Linked DNA regions of Homo sapiens: all the other regions are linked to region 5. Evidence: chromatin contacts called from ENCODE Hi-C or POLR2A ChIA-PET data. All regions are on one chromosome and are shown on one strand. The core of a region is the stretch at or near the end of the contact, and the rest is flanking DNA. Distances in the headings are between cores, read along the strand shown. Region 1 holds the start of ZNF480 (zinc finger protein 480). Region 2 holds the start of ZNF813 (zinc finger protein 813). Region 3 holds the start of ZNF331 (zinc finger protein 331). Region 4 holds the start of ZNF616 (zinc finger protein 616). Region 5 holds the start of ZNF320 (zinc finger protein 320).

Region 1 (2,700 bases), core at 143-2,642, 600 kb before region 5:
ATGGAGTGATCTCAGCTCACTGCAACCTTCACCTCCCGGGAGCATGCTGCTCTATCTTTTTTTTCAGATGTTTGAGCTATTCCAGGTTTTTTGGGATTTCTGTTGGTTTGTTTTGTTTTTTGCTTTTCTACATAATTGTTTGGATAATCTTGTCAGTATCTACGAAGTGCCTTGATAGTAAATATATTAACCCTGTGTATCAATTTGGGGTAATTTCACATTTTTTTCTATGTTGAGTTTATCAATAAATTGATATTGTATATGTCTCTATCTGGGTGTCTTTGATTTCTTTCATCAGCATTTTGTAGTTTTAAAATCCTGAGAATGTTAAATTAACATATTTTTTGACTTTTTTTTTTTTTTTTTGAGACAGAGTCTTGTTCTGTTGCCTGGTCTGGAGTGCAGTGGCACAATCTCAGCTCACTGCAACCTCCGCCTCCCAGGTTCAAGCGATTCTCCTGCCTCAGCTTCCTGAGTAGCTGGGATTACACGCGTATGCCACCATGCCCAGCTAATTTTTGTATTTTTAGTAGAGATGGGGTTTTACCGTGTTGGCCAGGCTGGTCTCGAACTCCTGACCTCAAATGATCCACCTGCCTTGACCTCCCAAAGTGCTGGGATTACAGGTGTGAGCCACCTCGCCCGGTTAATGCTTTTTTAAAACCAACAATTGGTGACCTAAATTCTCACTGGCCTTAGCCCTCCATGCCCCTGGTGCTGTCACTAGAAAACTCTCTGGAGCTGAGCACAGGGTTACCTCTGTCCCTCCCGAAAGAACAGGGAATAGAAAAGGAGAGGATTTCTATTCTGCTTTGTGGGCCGTCAGCATGAAATTGCACATTCTGCCCAGGCAGGGCTTTGCAGTTCATGTATTAACTTGCGTCGCTTTCACAGACAATCCCAGGGCTTAATTAAATTGCTAAATTTAGTTTTTTATGTATTTATTTGAGAGACTGAGTCTCTGTCGCCCAAGCTGGAGTGCAGTGGCCGTCATAACTCAGTGTAAACTCGAACTCCTGGGCTCAAGCGATCCTCCCGCCTCAGTCTTCGGGGTAGCCGGGACTACAGGTGCCCGACCGCACGGTCGGCTTAAGATTAACTTTAATAGCAGGAATTTTCCTGGATCTAATCATTAGCCGACTTTGCTCAGTCCCGGCAAGAGTACAGTTCCGAGACAGCTGAGTTGCTCCAGTCTCCTTGACAGGTCTCCCCGGCAAAACCCGGAAAACAGAGGCACTGGAAGCGAGGCGGAGGGAAGCGCAAGCCCCACTCCGCCCCGCCCCCGCCCCCGCCCCCGCCCCCGCCCCCGCCCCCGCCCCCGCCCCCGCCCCCGCCCCCGCCCCCGCCCCCGCCCCCGCCCCCGCCCCGCTCGGACCCCTCCGCTGCGCGCGCAGTTTCCCACAAACCCGGAAGCGGATCGCGTGGAGTGAAGGTCACGCCGCGGCGCGTGAGTTTCCCTTTGTGTAAATTAATCTGCGCTTCCCAACTCCCCCGCGCTTCTGTACCCGGGATCTGAGGGGCCACACAGACCTTGAAATCCTCGCACCGCTCCCTCTACCCCGACCAAATTCAGGCGTCTCCGTGAGAGTCAGGCGGTCGCTTCCCTGTGTGTTTAAATCGCTCGGCGGCGGGTCCTGTCCCCCGTCCTTCTGCCACAGGGCCATGTAGTCACCTCCTGTCGCGGAGTTTTCCTGTTTCAAGTCCTTCAGTGATGCTTACATCCGCCCCGCACAGCGTAAAGTCCTCCCCCGCTAGGCGGATTCCGGTCTATGCGGTCCCCCAAGCCTCGCCTTTGTTGGCCCTGGAGCACAGCGCTCCAATCTCAATCCAGGAGAAGCCGCGTCTTCTGCCCAGTGCTGGGATTCTGCAGACGCCACCCATCTCTTGATCCAGACCCTACCTTTACCCTCCTTGATACGGGGCCCCGCTACTCCCCAGGCCTCCTCTTCCCAGACACCGCTTCTCCTAACCCTGCGTGTGGGGAGGTGACTTACTCTGTCTCTTGACATCCAGTGTTCTTGCGGGCCAAATAACACCCCACTGAAAAGGTGTTCTGCTTGTGGACATCGGATCCCAATTCCTTCCATGTGAATGTGTGCAGAAAGAGAGACGGAGAGCGAGGGAGAAGAAAGAGAAAAATTTTGAAGGAGAAAAGAAGATTGAGGGAGAGCCGTAAGCAGATGGCAAAGTAGAGAGTGGATGGAGGATTTGCAGAGACAGCGAATGAAGCCGAGAAAGTAGCAGGGGGAAAAAAGCAACTGGAGAAATGCAGAGAAAAGTTCCATCTCCGGAGAGATGAAGGACAGCAAGATAGTGAGAGGGGCAGCAAAGTGGGAAGTTCCTCAGTTTGAGAGTGGGGGAGAGGGGGAGGGATTTGGAGCCAGGGCAGACAGAGCAGCGTGGTGCTGGGACAGCAAGAGGAGTCAGCTGGTGACAACGAGAGCAGAGGGAGAACCACAGCAGGTGGAGGCCTGGGATCTCAGGGTGCCAGAGAGTGGGGACAAGGGGGTGTAACAGAAAAGAAGGGATTTAACAGAGAGAGCAGAGGGGGAGTAGAGTCAGGGGAAGAGGCAAGACCGGGCACAGTGGCTCACGCCTGTAATCCCAGCACTTTGGGAGGCCAAGGTGGGTGGATCACGTGAGGTCAGGAGTTTGAGACCAGCGTGGGCAACATGGTGAAACCCCATCTCTACTAAAAAT
Region 2 (2,984 bases), core at 188-2,687, 570 kb after region 5:
GGTTAGGGTTTCTTCCCCTCCTCGGCATGAAGCTACTTAGCTGACACAGATGGTTACCTCCATTACCAAGTAGAGCCAGGATGAACTATGTGTGACCAAGGGTGTTGTCAAGTCCTCTTCCCTGAGGACTGATTAGTGTTTATCTTGAAAACATGTACTTAATGGGTTGTATAGAACAGTGAAGTTTCTTTCTCTCTTTTCAACCTCTTAGCTGTTTGTCTATTTCGCATCATAATCTGGCCTAAGGCTTATTTATTAATGAAATGGTTTTAATTTCTTTCTCTATTGTCGTCGTGGAGATGATTTCTCATTGGGGGGAAGACTTTTTGTTTGTTTTCAATTATGTTTTCTCAACAATTGGAAAGTGAAGTAAAAAGTATTTGTTGGGCCAGGTGCAGTGGCTCACGCCTGTAATGCCAGCACTTTGGGAGGCCGAGGCAGGCGGATCACTTGAAGTCAAGAGTTTGAGACCAGCCTGGCCAACATGGTGAAACCCGTCTACAAAAATACAAAAATTAGCCAGGCATGGTGGCACGCGAATGTAATGGCAGGTACTCCGGAGGCTGAGGCAGGGGAATCGCTTGAACCCAAGAGGGAAGAGGCTGCAGTGAACCGAGATCCCGTTACTGCCCTCTAGCCTGGGCGACAGAGAAATACTCTGTCTCAAAAGAAATAAGTAAATAAATAAAGTAATAAATCTCTTCCACAAACGTGCTGAGACAACTAACTGAATATCCAGATGGAAAAGAATACTGTTGGATCCCTATCTCACACAATCAAAATTGTATTTTAAAACATTAAAAAAAAAAAAGGAAAAAAAGAGACGAGGAAGGAAGCGCTGCGGGAGGGGGTGTTACTTTGTCGCTCAGGCTGGCCTGGACCCCCAGGCTCAGCGATCCTCCCGCCGCTGCTTCCTGAGTAGCTGGGACCTCAGGCTCCTGCCCCCGCGCGCGCATCCCTCCCACCCCGGCGCCCCATCCAGCAGGTGGTCACCTCACTCCTCCCTGGCCTGAGCACTCCGTCCCGCATCCATGGCGGTGGCTTTAGGGAAATCTCTGAAGTTGAGCACGGGGTGGACTTGCCCTCCTGAGTGAATGGAGAATAGAAAGGGGGAGGATTTCTATTTTGTTTTGTGGGCCGTCAGCATGAAATCGTACCTTCCGCCCAGGCAGGGCTTTGCATTTCACATTCTAGTTTGCATCCCCGTTCCAGACAATTCCAGGGCTTTTGAATAGTGCCTCAACCTTACTGGCCGGTCTCGACTCCAAAACCCTAAAACAGGCGCTGGAGCGAGGGTGACGGACTCACAGGTCCCACCCCGGCCCCGCCCTCTGCGCCTTCCAAAGGGCAAAGTCTCTCCGCCTCTCGCCCCGCCCCTGCTTCGTCAGGCCCCGCCCACCTCCCAGGTCCCGCCCAGGCCTGGCTTCTGTCCTGCGCGCAGATTCGCGAAAACCCGGAAGCGGATCGCGTGGAGTGACGGTCCCACGGCAGCGCGTGAGTTTGGCTCTGTGTTGTATTAGGTCTGCACTTCCCAGGTCCCTGGCGCTTCTGTACCTGGGGCGTGGGGTCCCCACAAACCTGGAAATTCTCAGCCGTCTTCCTTCACCCAGAGCAAATTGAGACGACCCCGTGAGAGTCCGGGGGTCGCTTCCTTTTGTGTTTAAGGTCGCCCTGAGGCTGGTCCCGTCCCGGGTCTTTCTGCTATAGGGCAATGTATACACTTTCTATCGCGCATTTTTCCTGCTCTAAACCTTTCTCTGACTCCTCCCACCCCGCGCTTTTTGAAGTCCTCACCCAAGGGGTGGATTCTCGCCCACTTCGGCCGGTGGAGCGCAGAACCGCGGCCCCAGTCCCGGGAAGGCCGCGTCCTCTGTCTGGTCCCGGGATCCTGCAGACCCCACCCTTGTCTTAAGGCGCCCTCGCGCCCCCCCCCCCCCACCTCCCTCCTCCTGCCGGGCCCTGCTGCTTCCTAGGTCTCCCCTCCGCAGTCACGGCTTCCCCTGAGCCCACGTTGGGGAGGTGCCCGGGGCTTGTCCTGTTGAAGGAGGCCAGCCCTTCCACACCTGTGGGTATTTCTCGTCAGGTGGGAAGAGAGACTGAGAAAAGAAATAAGACACAAAGACAAAGTATAGAGAAAGGACAGTGGGCCCAGGGGACCGGCGCTCAGCATACGGAGGACCGGCACCAGTGCCAGCCTCTGAGTTCCCTCAGTATTTATTGATCATTATTTTTACTGTCCTAGTGAGGGGAGTGTAGCAGGGCAACAGGTGGGGAGAGGTCAGCAAGAAAACATGTGAGCAAAGGAATCTATATCATGAATAAGTTCAAGGAAAGGTACTGTGCCCAGATGTGCACGTAGGCTAGATTTATGTTTCTCTTCACCCAAACATCTCAGTGTAGCAAAGAGTCACAGAGCAGTATTGCTGCCAGCATATCTCGCCTCCAGCCACAGGGCGGTTTTCTCCTATCTCAGAATAGAACGAATGGAAATGGTCAGCTTTACACCTAGACATTCCATTCCCAGGGACCAGCAGGAGACAGAAGTCTTCCTCTTATCTCAACTGCAAAGAGGCCTTCCTCTTTCACTACTCCTCCTCAGCACAGACTCTTTACGGGTGTCCGGCTGGGGGATGTAAGGTCTTTCCTTTCCCACGAGGCCATATCTCAGGCTGTCTCAGTGGGGGGAAACTTGGACAATACCCAGGCTTTCTAGGGCAGAGGTCCCTGCGGCTTTCCGCAGTGCATTGTGTCCCTGGTTAACTGAGAATGGAGAATGGCGATGACTTTTACCAAGCATACTGCCTGCAAACATATTGTTAACAAGGCACACCCTGCACAGCCCTAAATCCATTAAACCTTGATTCAATACAGCACATGTTTCTGTGAGCACAGGGTTGGGGCTAAAGTTACGGATTAACAGCATCTCAAAGCAGAAACAATTTTTCTTAGTACAGATCAAAATGAAGTTTCTTATGTCTTCCTTT
Region 3 (2,700 bases), core at 148-2,647, 640 kb after region 5:
AAAAAATTAGCCGGGCGTGGTAGCGCATGCCTGTCATCCCAGCTACTGGGGAGGCTGACGCAGGAGAACCCCTTGAACCCAGGAGGCGGAGGTTGCAGTGAGCCGAGATCGCACCATTGCACTTGAGCCTGGGCAACAAGAGCGAAACTCCGTCTCAAAACAAACAAACAAACAAACAAAAAATTATTCTCTGGAAATTCTGGGTAACGTCAGTGGATTACATCAATGTTAATCTTCTGGTTGTGGTATTATATACTACAATCACCAGCTGAGGTAACCAGGTGAAAGGTACACAAGATCTCTCAATTTTATTTCTTGTAACTACATATGAATCTAAAGTCTATCTAATTAAAAGAGAAAAAGATTTTCAGAAAAAAAGCATTTTGTGAACATACTTCAACATTGTGTACAACTATAGCTACTTCCTTGGCATAAATACCAAAAAGTGGGATTTTGAGTCAAAATGAGACTGTGGTTAAGTACCTGCAACATCCTGTAGACCCTGTGACGTTAGTACTTGGAATGAGAGCGGGACTCACGGGGCATAACTGCTACCTGTACATTGTTTACAATGCAGCAAGCAAGGGACACCGAATAGCAGCTCCGGCAGCCTGTGCTAGCGGCCTGCAGAGAATTCCAGGTGACGCTCCAGAGGGGCTAGGAGAGGATACCCTTCTGAGGACAGCCATGGCTCGCCCGGCATCACCCCACTCAAGAGGCCAGACGGGGTCCCAGCTGGGGTGACACAGCTCCTTTCCCAGTCGGGAAGGGGCGTCTGCAGGGACCAGGAAGGGCTTAGCTTGGGGCTGCCCGCTCCGGCACCGACCTGGGACGCGCCCTGAGGCCCCTGCCTGGGACCGTCCCGGACTACATTTCCCAGAGACCATCCAGGAGTACGCCGTGCTGCATGCTGGAACACGGGGCTTGGGGCTCTGGTTTCCCCCGACGGCCCCGCGTCCTCTTCTAGCCTCACCCTCTCCCGAGGCCCCAGCGTTGGGGGACTACCGGGTGCGTCTGCGGCTTTGGGAGAGTGGGAGGAGGGAAAGGGATGGGAGGGGTGCACGCACACGTGTCAGTGTGTCCGCGTGTCAGCATCTGTGCAGGCGCACGTGTGTGTCGGGCTCTGTTGTGTCTGCACATGCGTGTCGGCATCTGTGCGTGCGCACACGCCCGTCAGGGTCTGTGTGCCCGCACAGGCACGTCAACAGCTGAGCACGCTATGTATCGGGGGTCTGTGTACGCTCACATACGTGTCGGGGTCTGGGTACGTGCACATACGTGTAGGGGTCTGTGTGCACATGCGTGTCGGGCTCTGCTGCTGTCTGCGCGCTGCGGCCGCTGGGTGCGCGTGCGCATGCGCGCTGGCCTCCAGGGGGTGGCGGGACCGAGTGTGTGACGCACTTGCGTGGGAGTACGAGGCTGACGCGGCGGCCCTGTCCCCGTAACTGTGACACGGGTGCACGCGAGCGTCATTGGGGGCGATGGGGGCCGTGCTGGGTGCGCGTTTGCACCAGTGACGCAGCCGCTGCATCTCCGCCAGTCCGCGCAGGTGAGATTGGTGCGCGTGGCTCCGAGGGGAGACGGGCACGGGGCTTCTGACGGTGACGCACTTGCTGGAGAGTGTGGGGTGACACAGCCGGGCTCTCCCCATAACTGGTGACCGGGGGTGCTCCAGAGGCTTTGGGTCAACGCAGCCCGTGCCTGTGAACCTCGGCGGTGCGTCCCTGGGACTCTGCTCCGTGAGGTGCGCTCTGGGGGTTGTGCGGGGGCAGCGGTCGGGACGGGTCTCCGTGGCCCACGGATGCACCTCTGCACCGTGTGGGGTGGTGGGGCCCGTAGCATGGCCGTGCTGGGCGTTAGTGGGTATGAGGGGCGCAGATGTGTCTCAGGACAGAGTGAGCTGTGGTGAGGCTGAGCTGTGCAGACTTGTGCTGGGATGGGTGATCGGGCCTTCTGGGTGACGCAGGTGTGTGTGACAACACAACCTGTAGCTTCAGCGTCTCTGTGCTGGGATGGATGATCGGGCCTTCTGAGTGATGCAGGTGTGTGTGACAGTGCAACTTGTAGCTCCAGCGTCTCTGCTGCTTCCCCTGCCTTCACCTCCTAACCAAGCGGTACCTGCCTGAGAACAAGGGCCGCGGAGGGACGTGAGCGCCTGAGCCTCGCCTGGAAATTCACCAGCAAGAAGGCAGAAACAGCCATGAGGTGACGCTTTCAGAGCCAGAAGTGCTGTGCATGCAGGCCACCTGAGTGACAGGGGACGGTGGCCTCAGGAGTAGAATTCCTCCTGTAGAGGGACAGGTCCCTGATGTGGGAGACAGGGAGGGGGGCAGCTCCACGCGTCATCATCTCAATCGCCACAGCGTGCTCTTCAGGAATCTCCCAGAAACTCCATCTCGGGGCCTCGTATTTCTCATTGGTTTTATTAGGTATGGCAGGTGTTACCCTTCCGGTTCTGTTTTCCCCAGGCCAGCATCCTTCAGAAAAAGCATCCCCGAGGAGGAAGACGAATCGTTAAACATCTGAAAGGGTCAGGTGAGTATCCTTTTTTTTTTATATTAAATGATATGTGTTTATAAGACTTAAGACCAAACATTAAAGGTAGATGACCAAGATTTGAGTCCTGTTTCTGCCTCTTAGCTTTTTGAGCCTTCTGAAGATAGGCTTGTGAGGAGGGTGAAATGCATTAACACGCATAAA
Region 4 (2,700 bases), core at 10-2,509, 760 kb before region 5:
TTTTCCCCCATCTGAGCTCCCTGTCTGCTCTCCCTGTTAAAATCCCTCTTCCCTGTTAAATTCCCTTTTCCCTGTTACATCTCCTTTGTTCCCACTCTCTAGCACCCCCAACTTCCTAGGCTTCCTCCTTGCTGTGGTTCTCCCTCTACTCTCCTTTGTTACCCACTCCCCTCTCCTTCAGTCCCAGCACCACGTGGCTCTGTCAGCCGCGGCTCCGACTCTTACCTTTTCCGCCCCCCGCGTCTGACTGCAGTGCCTCCTCCTTTGCCGCCCCTCTCTATTTTGCTGCCCTTCAGCTCCCTGAAGCTCTCCCTTTTCCCTAATTTCTTTATGTGCTTTTCTCCCCGTGCTACTTTCTCCATGCGTCCTCTTGCACTCTTGCTCTCTTTGCCAGTACCTAAATTATCATCCATTTTGCCGTGTACTCATTCTTTTCTCCCCAGTTTTTCTTTCTGTCCCGTCGCTCCCCCTCTTTTCCTCTCCTGATCCCTCTCACCCACACATTCAGGAGGAAAGGGGAGGAATACGATGCCCACCTCCCGGAAGAGCACATTTTCCAGTGGAGTAAAAATTTGGGAAGGAACGACAGTGGGTGTCACAAGACAGACTCGGGTGACCTCCTGCAACGCGGAGTCAGGAAAAGCAGTGGCTGTGAAGGGGCAGCCTGGGGAGGGGAAGGACCCGGCGTGAGGAGGACACTAGGTGGCGCGCGGAGGACACTAGGTGGCGCGGGGGACGGTGTCTCAGGACAGGGAGGGTCTGCAGAATCCCAGGACCTGGGAGAAGAAGCGGCTCCTTCAGGAGCTGGGCAGCGGGCGCTCCCCTCCAGGCGTCGACAAGGGCGAAGCTCGGGGGTCTCGACTGGTGGGAATCCACCTCGCGAGGGAGGACTTGACTTCGCCCGGGGCCGAAGCAGGGGTCAATGAGAGTTTTAAGCAGGAACACGACCTGAATGGGGTTATCGACATGGTTATCTACATGGCAGAAAGGCAGGGGGCAAGGAACAGCCTGAGAGAGATTTTAAACCGACAGGGAAGCAATTCTCGGACTTACGTGGGGAGAAGTGCCTGTTGCAGGGGCGAAGGGGCTATGGGTATTTTAAGGTCCGTAGCGATCCCCAGATCACTGGTACGGAGAAGTGAGGACTGCAAAGTGCACGTTTAATCCAGGCAGACGGAGCGAAGTAATGTTTAATCCACGTAGACTGAAACACACACACAGCGATAAGGCCTTTCCCTGGCGCAATCTGCTTCCGGGAGTGACGGAAACTGCTAGCGGAGAGAAAAAACTGGGAGGCCAGGGGGCGGGGCCTGGGCGAGCCGCGACCAGCAAGGGGCGGGTCGGAAAGAGGGGCCTGACTCGGGGAGGGACCCTGAGAGGGTGGAGCCGGGCCGGAGCGGCAGTGGGCGTGGCTAGGTGGGGCGGGACGGAGCCGCGGCGGAGGATGGGGCGGGGTTTCATGGGGTAAGCGGGGCCGAAATAGAGCCTGTTATTTACTCTGGTTCACAGGCAGCATGTCTTTGGTTTTCTGACTACTTCTTGTCCTGTGAAGCAGCGTTGCTGCCTGCCTATTTTAAGTTAATGTTTCAAAATTTAAGGTTAAAGCTTAAAGTTGTGGTCCACTTATATTAGAAACTAAGATGATTTCTTAACAAGTTGAACTAAGTCAAAACCGATTTTTACAAGCTTGGTGGACTCCATCCACTCTTGCCGATGATGCTGAAGCTACTCAATAGTCAGGGAACTAGGATCTCGCTGGGGATTTGATGTGGAGCCGTGGCTGGATCCAGGAACCCGGAAGACATTATGCCAAGCGAAATATGCTAGACACAGAAAGACAAATACTGCCTGTGCTTTTACACGTGCAAAGTACAAACGTCAAATTTACAGTAACAGATTAGAAGGGTGGTTACCAGGGCTGGGGGATGTATCCTATGCCTTTATCACCATTATATTTTGGAAGCAGATAACTTCTCTGGCCTCACAGATTCACAGCTGGGCAGAAATTTTGCCTCAGGATGAATCACACCTTGATTCTCACCCATGTGTGGTTCAGATAATATTTAGGGGGTATTCTGCCCTAAGAGCTGATACAGGAATGGATTAAGACTTTTGAGAGTTGATACTGAAATGGATTAAGTCTTTTGAGATGGGCCAGCAGTTTTGGAGGCCCAGGTGGGCAGGTCACTTGAGCTCAAGAGTTCAAAACCAGCCTGGACAGCATCGTGAGACCCCCATCTCTACAAGAAATACAAAAAGTAGCCAGGCTTGGTAATGCACTCTTGTAGTCCCAGCTACTTGGGAAGCTGAGGTGTCAGAATTGCTTGAGGCCAGGGATTTGAGATCATCCTGGGCAACATAGCCAGACCTCTCTACAAAAAATTAAATTATCTGGACATGGTGGCCTGCACGTGTGGGCCCAGCAACTCGGAAGGGTAAGGAAGGAGGATCATTTGAGCCCAGGAGGTGAAGGCTGCAGTGAGCCATGAGAAGAGGAGATTTGGTTGGGTGCAGTGGCTAACGCCTATAATCCCCACACTTTGGGAGGCCAAGGTAGCAGGGAGCTAACTTGCATTCTTCTGTTAGCTGAGGCGTTTGATGATAAATGAAAGCAGAAAGTTTGTGACTTATTTACGTTCTTTCCACAGAAAGGCCATATGTCCTTGGCCATAAAGAAAAAGAGACCTACAGCTTATCTGC
Region 5 (2,919 bases), core at 130-2,629:
TAATTTCTGTATTTTATTCGACACGAGATTTCGCCATGTTGACTAGGCTGGTCTCGAACTCCTGACCTCAGGTGATCTGCCCGCCTTGGCCTCCCAAAGTGCTGGGATTACAGGCATGAGCCATTGCACACGGCCTTTATTTTTATTTATTTATTTTTTAATTAAGAAACAAGGCGGGCATGGTGGCTCATGCCTGTAATTCCAGCATTTTGGGAGGGCGATACAGCTGGATCGCTTGAGCCCTGGAGTTGGAGACCAGCCTGAGCAACAAGGCAAAAGCCCGTCTCTACCAAGTACACAAAAATTAGCGCGGTGTGGTGGCGCGCGGCTGTGGTCCCAGCTACTCTGCAGGCTGAGGTGACAGGATCGCTTGAGCATAGGATGTTGATGATGCAGTGAGCTGTGATCCTGTCACCGCTCTCCCGCCTGGGCAACAGAGTGAGACCCCATCTCCAATAAAAAAGAATAAAAAAGAAATACCTGGGTCCTGGGTCTGGGGGCAGCGAATCTAAGGCCAATTAAGGCAAACTTTCTAAAACTAGACAAAAAGGAAAAACCCCATCTCCCCATCCGGAGTAACAAAGGATCAAAGGCCGCTGTCCCTACCGCCCTCCTCCTTCCACCACGTCTCAGAAAGGGAAAGAGCCCAGGAGTGGCCATGGCCAAGCACCGGCCACACCTTCATCTGCATAGGGCACCCATCTGCTCCGGCCTCGGGCCAATTCACCTCAGCATTTCGTTGGCCAAGGGCCAAAAATCCTTCATCCAGATAAGGGGTAGCCCATAGGGACCTCAAAATAAATACTTTAACCCCCTAAAACTTTCTAAACGGGTCCCCGGAGACGCTGGCTCGGGCCCACTCCCCTCTGTGGAGTGCTTTCTTGATTGCATATATTCGTTTTCCAGGAGTTGGAACTAGGTAGCAACACCGCACAAGGAGGGAGGTGGGGAGCGACGGAGCCTTCGGACAGGGGTGGCGTCTGCAGGATCTTAGGACCAGGCAGAGGACGCGGCCTCCCGGGAACCGGGGTTGAGGCGCGGCGCTCCTGAAGCCGCCGAGAGCGACGGTGGGAGGCGCCTAGGGCTGGAATCCAGCTCGCGGGTGAGGACTTGAAACAGCGCGAGGCGGGAGGACAGGTCAGGAAGGGTTTTGAGAAGGAAAATTCCGCGATAGGAGGTGTCTGCACGACCCCACTGCAGAAAGACCGAGGACGGGACCTGCCTCAGGGCCACTTTAAACTCGAAGGGACTCACGGACTCTCACCCGGACGTCTCAATTTGCTCTGGGTTGAGAAAGAGGGGCCGCAATTTCCAGGTCTGTGGGGACTCAACGTCCCCGGTATAGCAGCACCACAGGACTGGGAAGCACACATAAAACAGAGCGAAACTCACGCGCTGTGGTGTGACCTTCAGTCCCTGCCATCCGCTTCCGGGTCTATGCCAATCAGCGCAGGACAGAGGCCAGGCCTGGGCGGGACCCCCGAGAAGGTAGGCGGGGCCTGGACTAGGCCGGGATGAGACGCGAAGAGGTGGGCGGGGCCTGAACAAGGCCGGGGCGGGGTTGAGAAACAAGGGGCCTGGCTGGGAGAAGAGTCCTGGGCTATGAGGGGTCGGCGGGGGCGAGAAGCGGGTGGGTCCTGAGCTTTCCTCCATCTCGCTCTCTGCGCCTTTTTTCCAGGTTTTGGAGGCGAAAGCCGCCAGTGAGGCTGGAGCAGCTCAGCAGTCATTGAAATAGTACCTCCCTGAGAAGTCAACGTGAGGCGGTCATTGGACCCAGGAAAGTTCCTTGCTATTGAAATTAATTTTAGCAATTTATGTCCAAAATCTGGAAGTTGTCAAGGGAAGGAATGCAAACTAGAATGCGAAATACAAAGCTCTGCCTCAGCGAAACCTCCAATTTCCTGCTGACGGCCCACAGAACAGAATAGCAAATCCTCTCCCTTTCTATTTTCCATTCACTGGGGTGGGAGAATCCACCCTGTGCTCAGCTCCAGAGACTTCCTCAGGGCCACCGCCTGGGGTGCGGAGCGGAGGCCTCAGGCCAGGGAGGAGTGAGGTCACCACCTCCTGCTTAAACACAGCAGGGATGTGGGCGAGGTGGCGAGTCTGGGGTCCCGGCTACTCAGGAAGCAGGAGCCGCAAGACCGCTGAGCCCGGAGGTCCAGGCCAGCGTGGGCGACAAAGTAAGACCCTCTACCCCAGAGCTCCTTCCTCCGCCTCAATAAGAAAAAAAGGGATTTTTAAAAAAAGCATTGACATTGTAACAGTGTGTAGCAGGGCTAGCGGCAGACAAAACTTCTCAGACACTGAGTTGTAGAAGGAAGGGCTTTATTCAGCTGGGAGCGTCAGCAATCTACTGCCTTGAAATCCGAGCTCCCTGAATGCACAATTTCTGTCCTTTTTAAGGGTTCACAACACTAAAGATTTCACATGAAAGGGTCGTGATTGATTTGAGCGAGCAGGCGGTACGTGACAGGGGATGCATGCACCGGTGGTCAGAGAGAAACAGAACAGAGCGGGGAGTTTTACAATGTTCTTCTATACAATGTCTGGAATCTATGAATAACATTGGGTTCTAAGCCATAAGTTGATTTTTAACTACTGGGTTTAGGCCAGGCAGGCCCAGGCCTGGTTTCGGGCCTGGCCCCGGGGCTGCCTGTCTTTGGTTTTACTTTCTTGTTGTTTTTTCTTAAAACAGGTACTGAGTATAAAACAATATGAGAGGGTCTCTGTCTTCCTTTATTTCTTCTTTTTGAGAGTCTCACTTTTTATTAGTGGGAGTTCTTACTCTTGTTTTTGCTACTTATGTCTTTTTGTGTAATAGATTGATAGTGATTCATATAGTACACTTGTGCTGAATCATTTTGGTGAACTAAGGTAGCGATGAAGCTTTTTATCATTTGAAGAGGTACAGGTAGC

Evidence for each region. Hi-C counts contacts between places; a loop is a spot of excess contacts on that map. ChIA-PET counts read pairs that join two places held with the same protein, here RNA polymerase II (POLR2A). Pooled maps may share reads with other maps.
Region 1: a map of ascending aorta shows a loop between it and region 5 (8-fold over the local background). The contact joins the promoter of ZNF480 here to the promoter of ZNF320 in region 5. A Hi-C loop is called at or near these places in 1 of 168 maps with a recorded cell type or tissue (ascending aorta), 1 of 37 single-sample maps with no recorded cell type and 8 of 50 pooled maps.
Region 2: a map of CD8-positive, alpha-beta T cell shows a loop between it and region 5 (19-fold over the local background). The contact joins the promoter of ZNF813 here to the promoter of ZNF320 in region 5. A Hi-C loop is called at or near these places in 1 of 168 maps with a recorded cell type or tissue (CD8-positive, alpha-beta T cell) and 7 of 50 pooled maps. POLR2A ChIA-PET finds 5 or more read pairs at or near these places in 1 of 52 experiments (H1).
Region 3: a pooled map shows a loop between it and region 5 (4-fold over the local background). The contact joins the promoter of ZNF331 here to the promoter of ZNF320 in region 5. A Hi-C loop is called at or near these places in 2 of 37 single-sample maps with no recorded cell type and 7 of 50 pooled maps.
Region 4: a pooled map shows a loop between it and region 5 (9-fold over the local background). The contact joins the promoter of ZNF616 here to the promoter of ZNF320 in region 5. A Hi-C loop is called at or near these places in 8 of 50 pooled maps.

What each region holds. Positions count from the first base shown.
Region 1 is chr19:52,295,777-52,298,476 of GRCh38, forward strand. ZNF480 (zinc finger protein 480) reads left to right here and starts at 1,393. Exons shown (of 5, transcript NM_144684.4): 1 at 1,393-1,447. ZNF766 (zinc finger protein 766) reads left to right here. Exons shown (of 4, transcript NM_001010851.3): 4 at 1-270. RefSeq lists enhancers at 1,455-1,504, 1,575-1,624.
Region 2 is chr19:53,466,296-53,469,279 of GRCh38, forward strand. It overlaps ZNF813 (zinc finger protein 813), which reads left to right and starts at 1,438. Exons shown (of 4, transcript NM_001004301.4): 1 at 1,438-1,494. RefSeq lists a silencer at 1,282-1,411 and enhancers at 1,482-1,721, 1,658-2,219, 2,220-2,782.
Region 3 is chr19:53,536,748-53,539,447 of GRCh38, forward strand. ZNF331 (zinc finger protein 331) reads left to right here and starts at 1,398. Exons shown (of 6, transcript NM_001079906.2): 1 at 1,398-1,549; 2 at 2,469-2,535. RefSeq lists enhancers at 1,126-1,642, 1,428-1,477.
Region 4 is chr19:52,138,679-52,141,378 of GRCh38, forward strand. ZNF616 (zinc finger protein 616) reads right to left here and starts at 1,260. Exons shown (of 4, transcript NM_178523.5): 1 at 1,054-1,260. RefSeq lists an enhancer at 856-1,095 and silencers at 1,216-1,495, 1,506-1,555.
Region 5 is chr19:52,896,256-52,899,174 of GRCh38, forward strand. ZNF320 (zinc finger protein 320) reads right to left here and starts at 1,380. Exons shown (of 6, transcript NM_001351774.2): 1 at 1,265-1,380. RefSeq lists enhancers at 915-1,114, 1,315-1,394.